Linked DNA regions of Mus musculus: region 1 is linked to region 2. The links are chromatin loops, found by intact Hi-C in ENCODE. Cell type or tissue: heart. All regions are shown on one strand.

The links. Peaks named below come from ENCODE experiments on the same cell type or tissue, not always from the same donor. Only the 100,000 strongest peaks of a DNase experiment are listed, where the experiment ranks them.
Region 1: it touches region 2 in a loop (2.4-fold over the local background); 6 of 42 quality-filtered maps call a loop at or near these places.

The regions. Positions count from the first base shown.
Region 1 is chr11:28,688,579-28,696,578 of GRCm38, forward strand. It overlaps 2810471M01Rik (RIKEN cDNA 2810471M01 gene), which reads left to right. Exons shown (of 3, transcript NR_045906.1): 3 at 3,811-4,698. Among named protein-coding and RNA genes, the nearest start is that of 2810471M01Rik, 11 kb to the left of the region's middle. In heart, no CTCF peak of the experiment used is centred here; DNase peaks (open chromatin) are centred at 4,433 and 4,923; H3K27ac peaks cover 640 bases.
Region 2 is chr11:28,607,563-28,615,562 of GRCm38, forward strand. No RefSeq gene overlaps it. Among named protein-coding and RNA genes, the nearest start is that of Gm34075, 26 kb to the right of the region's middle. In heart, a CTCF peak has its summit at 3,389 (motif pointing right); no DNase peak of the experiment used is centred here.

The sequences.
Region 1 (8,000 bases), 81 kb after region 2:
CTCAGGGCCAAACTGAGCTAGACTTGGGAAGAAAATCATTTGACACCATATGGAGATTTTCACAACTGTACCAAATTCAGATTTCCCAACCTTAGCTCAGACGTGCTGATTCTGTATCTCCAGAAATCTGTTTTTGACACCCTGCTAGGTGATGTCAGTGTTCCTTGACTGTAAACTCACTGGGCAATGAATTTCATGTCATAAACTGATTTATGCCTCTAAAATGGATTGGCACCCTTCTCTTTGCTAAATATTTTCTCACCTTTCCAGATATATTTGTTTTCTAGATACTAATTGGTCTCCCTTCTGGTGTTTTACCTGGTTTTGATATAGAACTTTGGCTTGTGTGAAACATGAACTTTTGTCACAGAGCCCTCCTCATGTTTACTGCTGCTGCCCTACTACTGGCACAGGGAACTTGTCTTGCACCTCACCTATCATCTGTATCCAAAGAATCAGTTTCTACAATTTCATTACAGATGGTTGTGAGCCACCATGTGGTTGCTGGGATTTGAACTCGGGACCTTCAGAAGAGCAGTCGGCACTCTTAACCACTGAGCCATCTCGCCAGCCTGCTAACAGAGTTCTATAACGCATAAGGAAACATCATTTCTTACATAAGAAGCTCATGCTATTAGGAGACAATAAACTTAGTACAGTGAAGTACACAGATCACAGGGGCAGACAGACAGACTAGATTAGGGTGTCACATACACAGCAGCGGAGGTGGGTGGGAGACACAGAGACACACACCTTAGGGCTGTTAGACTATCTGGGTGATAAAACACACCACACAACAAACATTGAAGAGCTAATCACAGTACTCAGAGAGTAGTAATACCTGGATAAATGGTAGCTGTTAATCATATGGGACCCACATTATAGACAGTCAGCACAGGTTGGAAGTCCAACCCAAAAGCTTTCTTGTTGGTTGTTTTTGGGAAAACTAATCTCACATTGAGGCTCAGTTTCATCATTTCTAAGTAGGAATTCACATTGCATTTTAGGATGCTGTAAGGTTTAGGTAAAGACATGTAAATTCCTAGCACTGTGCCTGAAGATATTTATTGTGTTAGTTTTTTAGTTTCCACGTGGTTCACACAAACCAAAGTTCTATGTTAAAAGGAGGCAAAACATTAGAAGGGAGACAGATTGGTATCTAGAAAGTACAGATGTCTCTGGAAAGGTAAATAATAATAATAATAATTAATGAAGGGAAGGGTACTTGTTCATTTTAGAGACATGAATCAGCTTGTAACATGAAATTCACTGCCCAGTGTGCTCTAAAGCCAAGGCACACTGGCAACACCTAGCAGGGGGTTAGAAACAGATTCAGGGAGATACGGAATCAGCACATTTGAGCCAAGATTGAGAAATCTGTACTTGGAACAGTTGTGAAAAATCTCCATATTTAGTTATTTAATTTAGTGATATAGATACATTACCATTGTTCCAACTTAGAATTCTGCAACTGACATTTGAGATATATTGTCAGAGAAATACCAAGTGTTCTCTCCTCTCTGGTATGGCTCATGTCAAAGGAAGACAAGTGTCAATTTGAAATTTCTCTGAGGAAAGCAACATTGGTTAGCTCTAATTATATGCCTCATTTCATCAAGAAATTGCTATGAGTCAGTAGAGTAAGATTTCTTATGAGTAGAGCATGAAATAATTAAAATGGGGCTTTCTACTCGGTCATGTACACAGTCTGGGCTGGGAGGAGGTAGTATGCCATTTCACATTTTATACTTGGCAATGGAAATGCATTGCTTATAGTAGAAAGCTGGAGTCTTTCTCAGTCAGGTGAGCAGGCTTCGAAAGTTTCAGCTTGCTCTTGAACCTCTGCCTCCTTCTTTTGTGCAGCTCTGCCCCTGCTTAGACAGCAGTTCTGACCTAGTACAAAACACTGCAAAGCCAGCATTCCAAGACAAGAGTCTCCTCTTCTCCTCTCCACATTGGAGCCAGAACCAAAGCCCTATCTTGTACTCCAGACTCAGTAGTTTCTTGAAGACCCTCTTACAACTTCAAGCCTCTGAACAGAGTGACAAATGTCACAGCTGCACTTCTTACTCAGAGCAATCTGAAAAACCATCCACAGATGGTTCCCAGGTCTTAGGAGTCTGAATACTCGTGATTTTTTAATAGTGGAACTTAAAATATGACAATAGTTTGTTTTTCCTTGTAAAGAGGGTTTGGTTCTAGACATTTAAGTCTTGGGGGGTCTTCAAACTGTTATTTATTATCTATTTCATTCAATAAAAGGCACTAAATTATTAAGATGTAGAAACACAAATCAGAGCGGGAAAAGCTTCCCATACACTCATGTGTGAATGCATATGCAGGTATGTGCAGGCATGTACAGGTGTGTACACACATACATATGCATGCATACACACAAAAAGCATAATCTCATGTTATATTTTTACCATTAAAGGGCAAGATATTACACTGGAAATCCCAGTATCCACAAATGTGCATGCTGGCATCTCTGTACCCTCAAGCACCTTCCTTCCATGGCTTGGCATGGGGATAGCACAGCCTACTCCAGGTCTTGAATCTCCTAGCTACTTGCTCTTCTTAGCCTCTGTCAGGTTTGAAGGGGAAAGCCTTCACTGGAGTCTCTTGTGAGAGTGTATGGAATTCTCACATCCTGTCTGAGGCTGTACCTTCTGGGATCCTTGATATTGGATGTTCCATATTGCTCCGGCCATTACATCAGGCCCAACTCTGTACATCCCAACCACCCTCACTTCAGCTGACTAAGCATTTGGCATTTTGCTGCAATAGAATTTTCTTCAGTTACAATTTAAACTCTCTTTTGTTCTCTGTCAATCAGTGACCCTTACTGAGTTTCTATATTGTGCTAGGTGCATGGAAAACAAGCATGAAGAAATGCAGTCTATCCTCAAAGCAGTTATCAACAATTTATTTCTCCTTGGAGACCTGAAGTATCCCATATACTTTTCCCAGTGAGCCAGAGACCTAAACCACAGGCAAGTGATAGAAAGCAAACACAGAAACTAAAACTGATGCAGAGTCAAGGGCTCCCAAGGATCTTTGCAATGTGTAATCTGCATGCAAGGACATGTTGTACCCATGTTCTCCTATGGCTCTTCCATCTTCCTGCACAAATGTGACTTCCCCTCCCTCAATGTTGCTTGAATAATTTGCACATATCATCTCTCATTTAAAACTTTTCAACAACCATAAATCATACTTACCAAATCAACAAGAGGCAGAGAGAAGGAGTAGGAATATACCTACCATAGAGGGATAGCAGATAAATTCTTACCTGCCCTGCCACCAAACTAATAATGCCTGGAGCAAATCAGCTCACCCCTCCAGACCACAGCCTTCTCTTTAGAAAAACAAGTCAGTTGAAGTAACCCTGTCAGTACAAGTGGTACACACTGCATGTGCATGTGTCCTCTTAAACATTAGAACTCTATGAAATATCAAGCATCTTGGCTCATTTCATAGAAAAAGAAACTGAGGCACTGAGCAATAAAACAGATTTGGTCCAAGTTCTGTAACAAGCAAGCAGACGAGAATTAAAATACATGCCTTCTCTTTTGAGCACCTCCTCCATTGATCTCCAAGCTAGGCCATCCCCCAGTAGATGAGATTTACTGGTACTAATGACCTCCTTGGTGCTCATTTTATTCAGGTCTGTATGTGTAGAATGACTGCTGAGAGCTCATATCACATAGACTTTAGACCAGCTCAGCAAAGAGCATACAGAAAGAAAACTATGAATCAGGACTTCATCATCCTGAGACTAAAATAAACATCCTCCAAATGTTTTCTCAGGTACTTTAGAGAACAGCTGCATCCTGTGGAAGCAGAGAAGGAAACAGCAGCATCCACTAGAAAGCAACACTGGGAGTCAAGACATGACAATATCCAAATAAAAGCTCAGAATATGGCTTATTCTCCAGACCAAGGCCATAACGTAGTGCTCTCACCCCCATCACCAAACCAGGTCTCATGTTCTCTAGGACTTTTTCTTTGATTTAGCAGGGAGCCACTAAATCCATAGGAGTGACAGAATAGAGCCCTCCCTCCCCTTGACATTCTTTCTCTGAGCACCTTGGTGGATATTGGGTCTCTTGTAACAACACTATAATGTCTTGCTGCAATTGAGGTCATGGCCTTGCACAGCCCTTGAAGCACAGGTGCTTGTGGGCTGGGGCTTGCTATATGATGAACTACATCTCTAGCCAACTAAAGAGTAGTCTCATCTTACAGCATCTGCTAGCATCTCCTCCTGCTTCCTCTGCCACAACAAATAGCAGAACCATTGCTTCAAATGCCACCTGTAATATCCTAGTCCATGAAGCAGCTGCTTCTTGCTAGGACACACGGTGCTTTCCCATCAAGCCCTGCCCCCACCCTCCCCTCCTTCTGGCACAGACTTCTGAGCCTTCTGGCTCTGCTGTCATCTGTTCCAGGATGCCTTTCCTGTCCCTGAGCAACACGAACAGCTTTTCTCAGGGTCCACAGGGAATTTCCTGTGCTTTCCTCACAATTTTGCTCTTCAATGTGGTTTCTCCACATCTGGTCTGTGTTTTCCTCTTCAAAGAGCTTAGAGCAGTGCCTGTCCCCTGTAAATATCTGCTTGATTTTTCAAACAGCCTTCCTCCAATCATTAGAAGAATACAGTCTGTAAATATACAAAATAAAAGTAGGGATCCTTTGACTTTTGTTTTTTCACTCTCAAATTGTTCAGTTGTGAAAAAAAAAAACCCTACTTTAAAATAAATTGTTGACTGACAGAGATGATGAGAAAGGTGAGAAAAGGCTTGCTGTAACAATTATGTACACGGCCTGTCTCAAGTTTCTGAGTACATACATGCCAAGCCAAGACCTGCTAATTGGACCTCCAGCACATCAAGGTCCTTGCTGCACAGCTGCTGTTTACCCCAGCTCCAGAAGAATATGAGCAAAGTAGCCAACACCAGAAGGCATCCATGCTCTATTGGGCATTTCATCACCCTTGCCAAGATAGAGGTTCAACAAAGGCAAGAGCAGCTGGTGTGTTTTGTCACCCACCACTCCACACATACCTCTAACTTCAGTTGAAAACCAAGAGTGTTATTCAGAATTTTGACAGAGAATTGTTTAAACAATTCTGATGGAAAAGGTAAACTTTTCCTCTAGAGACATCAAAGTTGGTAAATGTGAAAATTCTCCCAGGATTTTCATGCCTCAGAATTTCTTATACTAATACCCTGTGTGCTAGTGTGAGGTGCCTGAAAACCATTAGTAGTGTGGACATTGTTTCTGACAGCCAGATGTATAGGTCTACAGGGGAGGAACTAGAGGAAATTGTGTGAGGCATTGCTTTGAAGATTATGTCCTGGGAGCATGGAGCCTGAGGGTGTCCTGCTGCATATAGGTGAATACAGGCTATCTTTGGACTTATGAATGACCTGCCAGCAAACTTTGATTAGTGTTCACTTGATCAAAGGCAGGAGTTACTGAATGGCAAAGGGACCTCCTTCACCACAAAACACCAAGAACTTTAGCAAAGGATCACTTTTTAACAAGTGGATAGACTTTTTGTTCCCTAATTCATCTTTCTTGACTTTTTAATGTTATATATACCATATTTTTGTTCCTGTACTGTGCCATTCAGTAAGCCTTGAATGTCGGGAGAACTGAATGGAGCTCAAGCACTGAGCCCTTAATAAGGATGAAGGTCCAAATGTGACTGTGTTGAGAATCAACAGAGCATTGCCTTTCTCACATGTTTCTTTACCCATAGAAGCTTGTGCCTTGCAGGTTCCAAAGCTAGAAGGCCTAAGGTGAGAGGGTGACACTGAAAATCACAGCTCCCTGAGAGCACCAGCGCAGGGAATGGAGGGACAATTGCAGAGAGACAGTTTCATTCCATAAAATGTCAAATTGCACAGTAGTAACTATAGCAGCAATAGCTAGAAGATGTGAATAAGAATGGGACTTTCCCTAGTCCACTTTCCTAAAGCAGACTTCTGGAAGGAGTACCCCATTGTCCATCGACCTTTGACAGACAAACCCAGGGGGCCGAATTGCATACTCCTTCCCCTGAGTTCATTTTCCAAGCATTATAATCAATTGGACACTAGTTGTCAATTTCTACACCTTCCTTTTGTCTCAACATATTCTAAGGCACTACGTAATGGTTGTAGTTAGGAGCACCCTTTAGGTTGTGTATAAGAGGGTTAACAGTACATTAGCATGCCCACTATCAATCAGAAAATTGCAGGTCAGCTCCTTGAATGATATGTTGCTGAGCACATTAAATTCTTGAACTCAGCAAAAATATGCAAACACTTTTACTCCTGAAATTATGGTTTAGGAGGGTGGAGTAAATGGACAGTAAGGAGGATGATCAATTTAGAATGGTTTAAATGGAACAATAATGGATTGCTACTTTTTCATCTTATCTAGTGTAGAAACTAAGTGCCCATGCTATCATTTTAGTATGAAGGAGATGGTGATGAGTAAGAAATCAAAAATAACTTTCTCGGCCTCTGCTTATGTGGCAGTACTTAAGCACCTGGGACACACACAGTGCCTTGACAGGGAGCCAATAGATATTTACCAACTGATAGCACTGGAACAAAGTGAAGAACAAATCGTTCTCCTTTCTTCTGGACATTGTAGACTTCACTTTCCATCTAAGCTTATGCAACTCCGGGCTCTGGTTACCATAGATTCCAAAGTTTATTATTAACCTCCCATGTAGTACTCCTGAGTGACTCTCCATGACACTACTCTCCACACCAAATAGAATACACATCCCTCTGTACTCTAGAGTCTATATTTTCTATAAGATGAAATCAAGAAAGCCCTGCACTGAGAACTAATCGCATCCTCTATTTTCTATTCCATATTGGCTGGCCCCCATAAATTTTGGTGAAAATAATGACTGGTCTGTTTTTTAGAGAAAGTTTGCTGGCCCTCTTTTTGAGATAAAAAATAAAAAACAAAACTTAAGCTCTCTTCTTTTAAAACTTGAAGTACTCTTGGGTATGAAATTTAAACACATAAATCCATAAATTTAGTCCATGTTGTTATGGGTAATTCTGTGGGAGCACATAGTCTATGTGCAATCCACTTTTCTCTTTGAAGAGTAAATGAGGATGCCCATTTTAGTACAGCTAGTTCCTCCACAACATGCAAGATCATCTCAAACTATAAATTCTATTTTAGAAATAGATATAGAATAGACTTTTCAAACAGATGTATACAGCATATACTCAATATTGACATGTGAAATGTCCTTTTAACTATGACTAAGATACTGTCATCAAGTGTGACATTAGTTAGCTGCATCAGCGACCTGAGACTATAAACACAACAATTAGCAGTTTTGAGTTTTCGTTTCTTCTACAATTGTATTTTGATATCTAAGCTCTGGAAAATGTCAATATGCTAGTTAACTATACTAATCTGCATTAAATGTATATTTTAAATATTAAAGTTATTAATGTAACCATACAAAATACTATGTACTACTGAGATATAAAAGACATAGTCCCTGCTCTCAGAAAATTTTAAATCTAATGGGAACACTTTATAGATTTTTAAATTTCATATAATGAATATACATAAGGAAAGGAGATTTTGCTTAATTTAAGCAATTGTGTAAGTATTATTTCCCCAACAGTGAGGAAAAACCCAAATGCACCCCTAAAACCTTCCTCCAACTTTCCTAGGTTTCATGAAGACTGGAATTCTACTATATTCTGCAAATTCACTTCTTTTGCTTAAGCAGGATCCCACTGCCCTCCAGTGTCAGTGAGCATATTTAATTATAGGCATGTAAAATAGTACAATCATTTAAATACATTACTACAGTAGGTTACTTTTTTAAGGCAATCAGATTTATGAATTAGCCATAAATGAGTTAATACGTTGTTATATTATCTATTAAATCATTTTCCCCTGTTTAAAACAAATAAACAACAAAAAAAACAAAACAAACAAAACAGGATCCCAGTCCCATAAACTCT
Region 2 (8,000 bases):
TCCAAAGTGGGATCCAACTCAAGGGGAGGTCCCAAGGCCTGACACTATTACAGAGCGCTCACAAAAAGGGATCTATCATGACTGCCCCCCCAAATGACCCAAGAAGCAGCTAAAAGAGTCAGATGCAGATATTTGCACCCAACCAATGGACTGAAGCAGCTGACCCCTGTTGTTGAATTAGGGAAGGTTGAAAGAAGCTGAGGAGAAGGGCGATACTGTAGGAGGACCAGCAGTCTCAATTAATCTGGATCTCTGAGATCTTTCAAACCTCTATGGACCACCAAACAGACAGCATACACCACCTGATATGAGGCCCCCAACACACATGCAGTAGAGGTCTTTCGGGTCTGTGTTCATTCAGAGATGATACACCTAACCCTCAAGAGACTGGAAGCCCCAGGGAGTTTAGAGGTCAGGTAGGGTGGGGGGGTCAGAGCATCCACATGGAGATGGGGTGGGGTCAGAAGGAGATGTGTGATGTGGAGCAGTTGGAGGGTGGATGAAGAGGCAGATAATGGAATATGGAGTGTAAAAAATAAATTAAAAATAAAATTAAATAAATAAAAAAGAAACTCAAAGTAGACCAAATATCAGAGAACAGAAGAACTGGTGGGACAGAGGTAGGAAGTTGCCTCTATATTGGGGAAGACCTAAAGGGTGGTCGTTGGAAGTGATGAGCTTGTAGAGGGGAGTTTACTGACAAGCTTAGAAACCCTAAAGCCTCAGAACCACATGGCACATTGCTGACTTCTCCAAGGGGCCTCACGAATCACTTTGTCTGTCTACCCATGTTTTAAACAATGTGGAACAAAAAAACCTTAGGAATTTAGAATGAGGACAAAATAGCCTCTCTCTCTCTCTCTCTCTCTCTCTCTCTCTCTCTCTCTCTCTCTCTCTCTCTCTGTGATACAGCCCTTTGGCTAGTTTCCACTGTATGGAGTTAAAATTAGCAGCTGTCTGTATGGAGGAGACCTTCACCATATTCTAAAATCTGCTTCTACCTTGATATTTGGACTTTCCAAACCCCAGAATTGAAAGAAAGAAGCACATTAGTTATTTAAAACATCAAGCAAACAAAAATACTTATTTGGATCATATACCTTGATTTTGAGTGCCAACTGGACTTTCAATACCAGAAATGGGTAGATTTCTCCACTCAGTAGGGTAGAGCCAGCCTTAGAAGTAAGTGCAAAGAATGTTCTTTGTTTCCTGAGAACTTCCAAAGGAACTGACAGACAACAGGCTGTTCCACAGGCAATGCCCACCAGATCAAGCCTTTCCTATCTAAGAGAAAAGCAAGTGAATATATGAGCCAAGAGTCAGAGAGTGCACTGTAATATTTAGCTCAGCTCCATCCTCATAAAACAGACAGGAGTTCCCTCTTGACATCAACGAAGCAAACATGGAAAGAGATTTCGGTAGAAATCATAACATTGCCACAAAATAGAGGAATGCAGTACATAAGATAGTGCTAGCAGAAGACAGCCAAGTCTACATCCTCACAATAAAAAAAAAATTAGCAGATATCATTAAAATGGAAAATCAAGAAATCGTACTATGCTGTAAATGTAAACAGCCAAAGAAATAGCTAAAAATCAGCCGTAAAACCTGCAAATTGAATATTAGGCTGGAGGGGATGAGGGTGGGTGCCTCCTGCCACTGTGATAGGATGACTTTAGATAACATGCTTTAAAACTTTACATGAGGCTGGATCCCATAAGCTTGCTGATAGCTGACCATCATGGCATTCAGAAATGACAGTATCATATGCCATATACATAGCTCAACTTACGTTTTAATAGAAAATTAATTTGAAATAATTTTAAATTCTTTAAAGAATGGAAAGGACACTTCATATTTAAGGTACCCCTTTCCCTTTCTCTCAATTCTGATTGCCGTGCCTCCCAGGACCTCCTTCTCTATACTCATGTATTTGGCTTATCTGGTGTTTGTGTACCTTTACCTGTGGCCATCTTCCCTGCTAATTCTCCACCATTGAGGTAAAGGCTCTGCTAATGTCTCTAGAAGCCATCATAAACATTAGTTTCATGGTGTAGGACCTCAGTACTTTTAGAATAAATAAATGTCATTTCTTCATCTGACTGGTTGGATAAACTTTTAAGATTTAGGGTTATTATCTTCCTATTCTAGGACTCAACATCTTCATCAAGCTTATGATTTTTCAATTTGCAGAATCCAGTCTCTTCTTTCTCTCCTTCTCCTTCTCCTTCTCCTTCTCCTTCTCCTTCTCCTTCTCCTTCTCCTTCTCCTTCTCCTTCTCCTTCTCCTTCTCCTTCTCCTTCTCCTTCTCCTTCTCCTCCTCCTCCTCCTCCCCTTCTTCTTCTCCTCCTCCTTTTCCACCTCCTCCTCTTCCTCCTCCCCTTCTTCTTCTCTCCCTCTCTCTTTCTCTCTCTCTCTCTTATACTTCCTCTCTCCCTCCCCTTGTCTTCCTCCCTCCCCTACCTCCCAAGGAAGCCTATTTTCTTTCATACATGTAGTTCCATCTTCACTAATCATATTCAGACTCTCTCTGAATTGTGACAGGATATATGGTCCCCTTAGGAGAACTGGAGGCTAAGCAGTCAGCATCTCTGTGATGAAACTCTACAAAATAACCTCAGTATAACCATCATTTATTCTCCATTCTTATTCCATGCAAATTAAACAAATAAGTTTATCTTCTTCTCTTGGAAGTCTGGAGTCAAGATCTGTGCCTCATCAGTATACTCCAGGAATACCACCACTTTAGTGAAGCCAAGGTCACTCTCATCTCCACCTTCCCATTAGAATGAGACCTAAAGTACCAACTGCTCAATTACCTTGAAACTAAACAGGGCCACAGAGCTATTCAGAAGTCCCTGTCTCTGTGAAGGTGTCTATGGGGGTCCACAGCACAAACAAGGAAATATTAGAGCCAAGTAAAAGAGCAGTATCAATCACACAGTTCTCTAAGTCAAACCAGCCAAGAGCAGAGATGCTCAACCTGGTAATGCATCCCTCATGTTATGTTCAGCCAAATGTATATGTGATGATCTAAGTGAGGGCAACCCCACTGATGGAAGTACCAAAGGCTCATCCTCTGTCACTCAGATAGAGAGCATGGGTGAGTCTTTCTCACTGAGACCCCACTTTTCGTTTGTATCATGAAAGTGCAAATGTCTTGAAAGTGGTAGGATTTTAAGAAAATACTGAAGGTTTCTGTAGATGTCTAATGTCTGACCAAATATTAAAACAAAATATCACAAATATTGCATACTAGAGTTGGCATGACAATTTCCAGTATTAAGCAAACATCACATCTCTTCTTTTGTTTTCTTCTGCTTTACATTTAAGTTCTTTACCCTTGCAACACTTTTTAAAAAAAATCTATTGTTCTGCTTCTCCAGTAGATGGCAGCCTATTACAACTTTCAATTGCTTTCTGCCTACACACTCATTTCAGTCAACAAAATAATTAGACAAACTAGATAGACAGACAGACAGACAGACAGACAGACAGACAGACAGACAGATAGATAGATAGATAGATAGATAGATAACAGAATTCAATTTTACATACAGGAAACTATAAAGCTATTCAAATGTTTTAACTTTTAAGGTTTTTTTGTTTTATTTTGTTTTTAAGCCTAGAGTTCTGCATAAATACTGTATTACATTGCTCCTACCATGCTCTCCTTTTGGTATCAGGAATTGACTTGGTAGATTACCTCTGAACCCAGTGACATAACCCATAGGCTACAGGGACCCATGAATCTGTTGCCATGGCAATCACATTTCCAGAGTCCACTTCCCACCCTTACCTGCAAGCAGTTACCTCAGGGCCTAAATAAAAGGCAGACTCATCAGGGAAATGCAAATCAAAACAACACTGAGATTCTACCTCACACCACTCAGAATGGCTAAGATCAAAAATTCAGGTGACAGCAGATGCTGATAAGGATGTGGAGAAAGACGAACACTCCTCCATTGCTGGTGGGATTGCAAGCTGATACAACCACTCTGGAAATCAGTTTGGCAGTTCCTCAGGAGATTGGACATAGTACTACCGGAAGATCCAGCAATACCTCTTTTGGGCATATACCCAGAAGATGTTCCAACTTGTAATAAGGACACTTGCTCCACTATGTTCATAGCAGCCCTATTTATAATAGCCAGAAGCTGGAAAGAACCCAGATGTCCCTCAACAGAGGAATGGATACAGGAAATGTGGTACATTTACACAATGGAGTACTACTCAGCTATTAAAAATAAAGAATTTATGAAATTCTTGGGCAAATGGATGTATCTGGAGGATATCATCCTGAGTGAAATAACGCAATCACAAAAAAGCACACATTATATGCACTTACTGATAAGTGGATATTAGCCCAGAAATTAGAATATCCAAGATACAATTTGGAAAACACATGAAACTCAAGAAGAAGGAAGACCAAAGTGTGGATACTTTGTTCCTTCTTAGAATGGGGAACAAAATACCCATGGAAGGAGTTACAAAGTTTCGAGCTAAGACAGAAGGTAGGCCCATCCAGAGACTGCCCCACCTGGAGAACCATCCCATAAATAACCACCAAACCCAGACACTATGGCAGATGCCAACAAATTTTGCTGACAGGACCCTGATATAGATATCTCTTGTGAGGCTATGCTAGTGCCTGGCAAATACAGAAGTGGATGCTCATAGTCATCTATTGGATGGAACGCAGGGCCCTCAATGGAGGAGCTAGAGAAAGTACCCAAGGAGCTAAAGGGGCCTGCAACCCTATAGGAGGAACAACAATATGAACTAACCAATACCCCCCACGCCCCCCCGAGCTTGTGTCTCTAGTTGCATATGTAGCAGAGGATGGCCTAGTCGGCCATCAATGGGAGGAGAGGCCCTTGGTCTTGTGAAGATTATATACCCCAGTATAGGGGAACCCCGGGGACAGGAAGCAGGAGTGGGTGGGTAGGGGAGCAGGGCAGGGGGAGGGTATTGAGGACTTTCAGAGAGGAAACTAGAAAGGGGAATCGCATTTGAAATGTAAATGAAGAAAATAGCTAAATAAATACTCTAAAGTCTAAAATTAAAAAAAAAAAGCAGACTCTTCCTGACCTTCACTCATTTTTTCTCCTCTCTCTCTTTTCCCCTTTGTCTCTGTCCCCCCACCCCCTTTCTCCACATACAAATAAACCTCGGCCACAGGGAACCGCATTGACCTGGTGTGGTCTGTCTGGACTGGAGCCGCCCCCAACATAGGAGCTAGAGAAAGTAACCAAGGAGCTAAAGGGATCTGCAACCCTATAGGTGGAACAACAATATGAACTAACCAGTACCCCGGAGCTTGTGTCTCTAGCTGCATATGTATCAGAAGATGGCCTAGTTGGTGTTGCAAACTTTATATTCCCCAGTACAGGGGACCGCCATGGCCAAGAAGTGGGAGTGGGTGGGTGGGGGTGGGGGGTAAGGGGGAATGTTGGGATCGCATTTGAAATGTAAACGAAGAAAAGACCTAATTAAGTAAATAAATAATTAAGATAACCAATATAAAATTTAAAAAAAAAGAAAGAAAAAGGAAAAAGAAAGAGGAGAGGGCTGAGTCTAGCCAGGCAATTAAGTATCTTAACTGAAGATTTTAACCTATCCTTCCTCTCCTCGAAATCTAACACTTCAGGCTAATTCCCCGCTCTATAGCAGAACACTTGCAGTATGATCCATCCCTCTCTGACCCTCATCTCTAATGAATCACCTAGACATTCTCCTCCAACCTTACTTTCCCAAAGTCATCACATTATGCCAGCCCACAACTCCAGCACAGCATTTCCCAGAAACATGCTGGCCTAACAAACCAGGGAGACAGGTAGTCTAATTGCAGATACTCCCCTCTCTGTCATCTCCACCAAATCCAATCACTAGGCCTTACCCCATCTCTGTAGCAAACCACATTCTCCAGCCTTCACCCTCCCCCAATTCCATATCTTCTTCAACATCTTTTCTCATTTATACTGTTAAAACAGCCCCCAACTACAACAGTGTTCCCTGGAAACCCACCATCCAAGCCTATCAGCAAAGTAGGCAGGCCAGCTTTAGATGTTTATACCCCTCCCTCCACATATCCATCTCCTAGTATCATGACCAGTTTTTTTATTGAATATTTTCTTCATTTACATTTCAAATGCTATCCCAAAAGTCCCCTAAACCCTCCCCTTCCCGCCCTGCTTCCCTACCCACTCACTCCCACTTCTTGGCCCTGGCTTTCCCCTGTACTGGGGCATATAAATTTTGCTAGACCAAGGGTCCTCTTTTCCCAATGATGGCCAATTAGGCCATCTTCTGCTACATATGCAACTAGAGACATGAGTTCTGGGGGGCTAATGATTAGCTCATATTGTTGTTCCACCTATAGGATTGCAGACCCCTTCAGCTCTTGGATACTTTCTCTAGCTCATGACCAGTTCTATACAAGACTCCCTGTTGTGACCTCTCTTTACTCTCGGACCCCATTCCTAGGGTTTAAGCAGATCGGGTGGAATATCCTTCTTCACTTTCTCCCGTGGAGCCTTTAGCCCCATTCTTCCAGCCTATACATATGGCTAAGTATCAATTCCAAATGCTCAGAAACACATTTTATCTAGAATACCCAGTAGCCTCACCTATCAGGATCCTAGAAGTATTCCCTACCAGGAAACACACAGCTACCACATATGGAAAAAAAAAAAAAAACCTAGAAATAAAATATTCACCCAACATGAAAGAGAAGATATAGGGACCTAAAACACAGAAACAGCCAGGAAAATATGTCTCCACTAAACCCAGCAGCACTTCCACAGTAGTCTCTGAGTATTACATCACATCTGAAGCACAAAGACCTTAAGACAGCCCTTATGAATGTTATAGATCTCTTTAAAGAAGAAATTTCTTAAAGAAATCTATGAAAACACAAACAATGAAAGGAAATGAATAAAACTCATCAAGACCTGAAAGTGAAAATAGAATCAATAAAGAAAACCCAAACTGAGGGAAATATATAAATAAAAGTTTTAGGAACTTGAATAAGATCCTCAGAGGCAAGTCTCACCATCAAAATATAAGAGATAAAAGAAATTAAATTTCAAGCATCTAAGACACAATAGAAAAAAATAGATACTTTCATCAAAAAAATGTTAAATTTAAAAAACTTTTGTCACAAAACATCTAAGAAATCTGAGACATTGTGAAACACCAAATCTAAGAATAATAGGTAAGAGAGAGAGAGAGAGAGAGAGAGAGAGAGAGAGAGAGAGAGAGAGAGAGAGAGAGAGAGAATGCAGATCAAAGGCACAAAAATATTTTTCATCAAAGTCATGTATGAAAATTTCCCTAAAAAAGAAGATGCCTATCAAGGTACACAAGACATACAGAACACCAAATAAACTGGACTAGAAAACAAAGTCCCCCCAGCACACAATACTCAAACCACTAAATATAATAAACAAAGAAAGAATATTAAATGCTGTGAGGGAAAAAGACCAAGTACCATGAAAAGGGAGACCTATTAGAATTTCTCTTGACTTCTCACTGAAGGCTCTAAAAGTGAGAGGGGCTTGGACATGTGTGCTTCAATATCTTAAGAAACCAAAGGTGCCAGCCCAGACTACTATAATTAATACTACTATAGTTCAATTACTATAACTGAGAAATAAGACAATAAGATTCTACGATAAAACAAAATTTAAGCAATATTTATGTACAAACCCAGTTCTACAGAAGGCTCTAGAAGGAAAACTCCATCCTAAAGAGTGTAATGACACCAATGCAAACACAAGGAATGATTAATCCCTGACCAGCAAATCAAAAAGAGAAACACACACACACACACACACACACACACACACAAGAAATGAACCTTAACCTCCAGTCAAGACATCAGCTCAAAGGCAAAAGGATGAAAAAGATATTTCAAGCAAGTTACCTAATGAACAATCTGATGTAGCTGTTTTAATATCTGACTTTCTGTTAGTCTATGTCTTTTATTGGAGAATTGA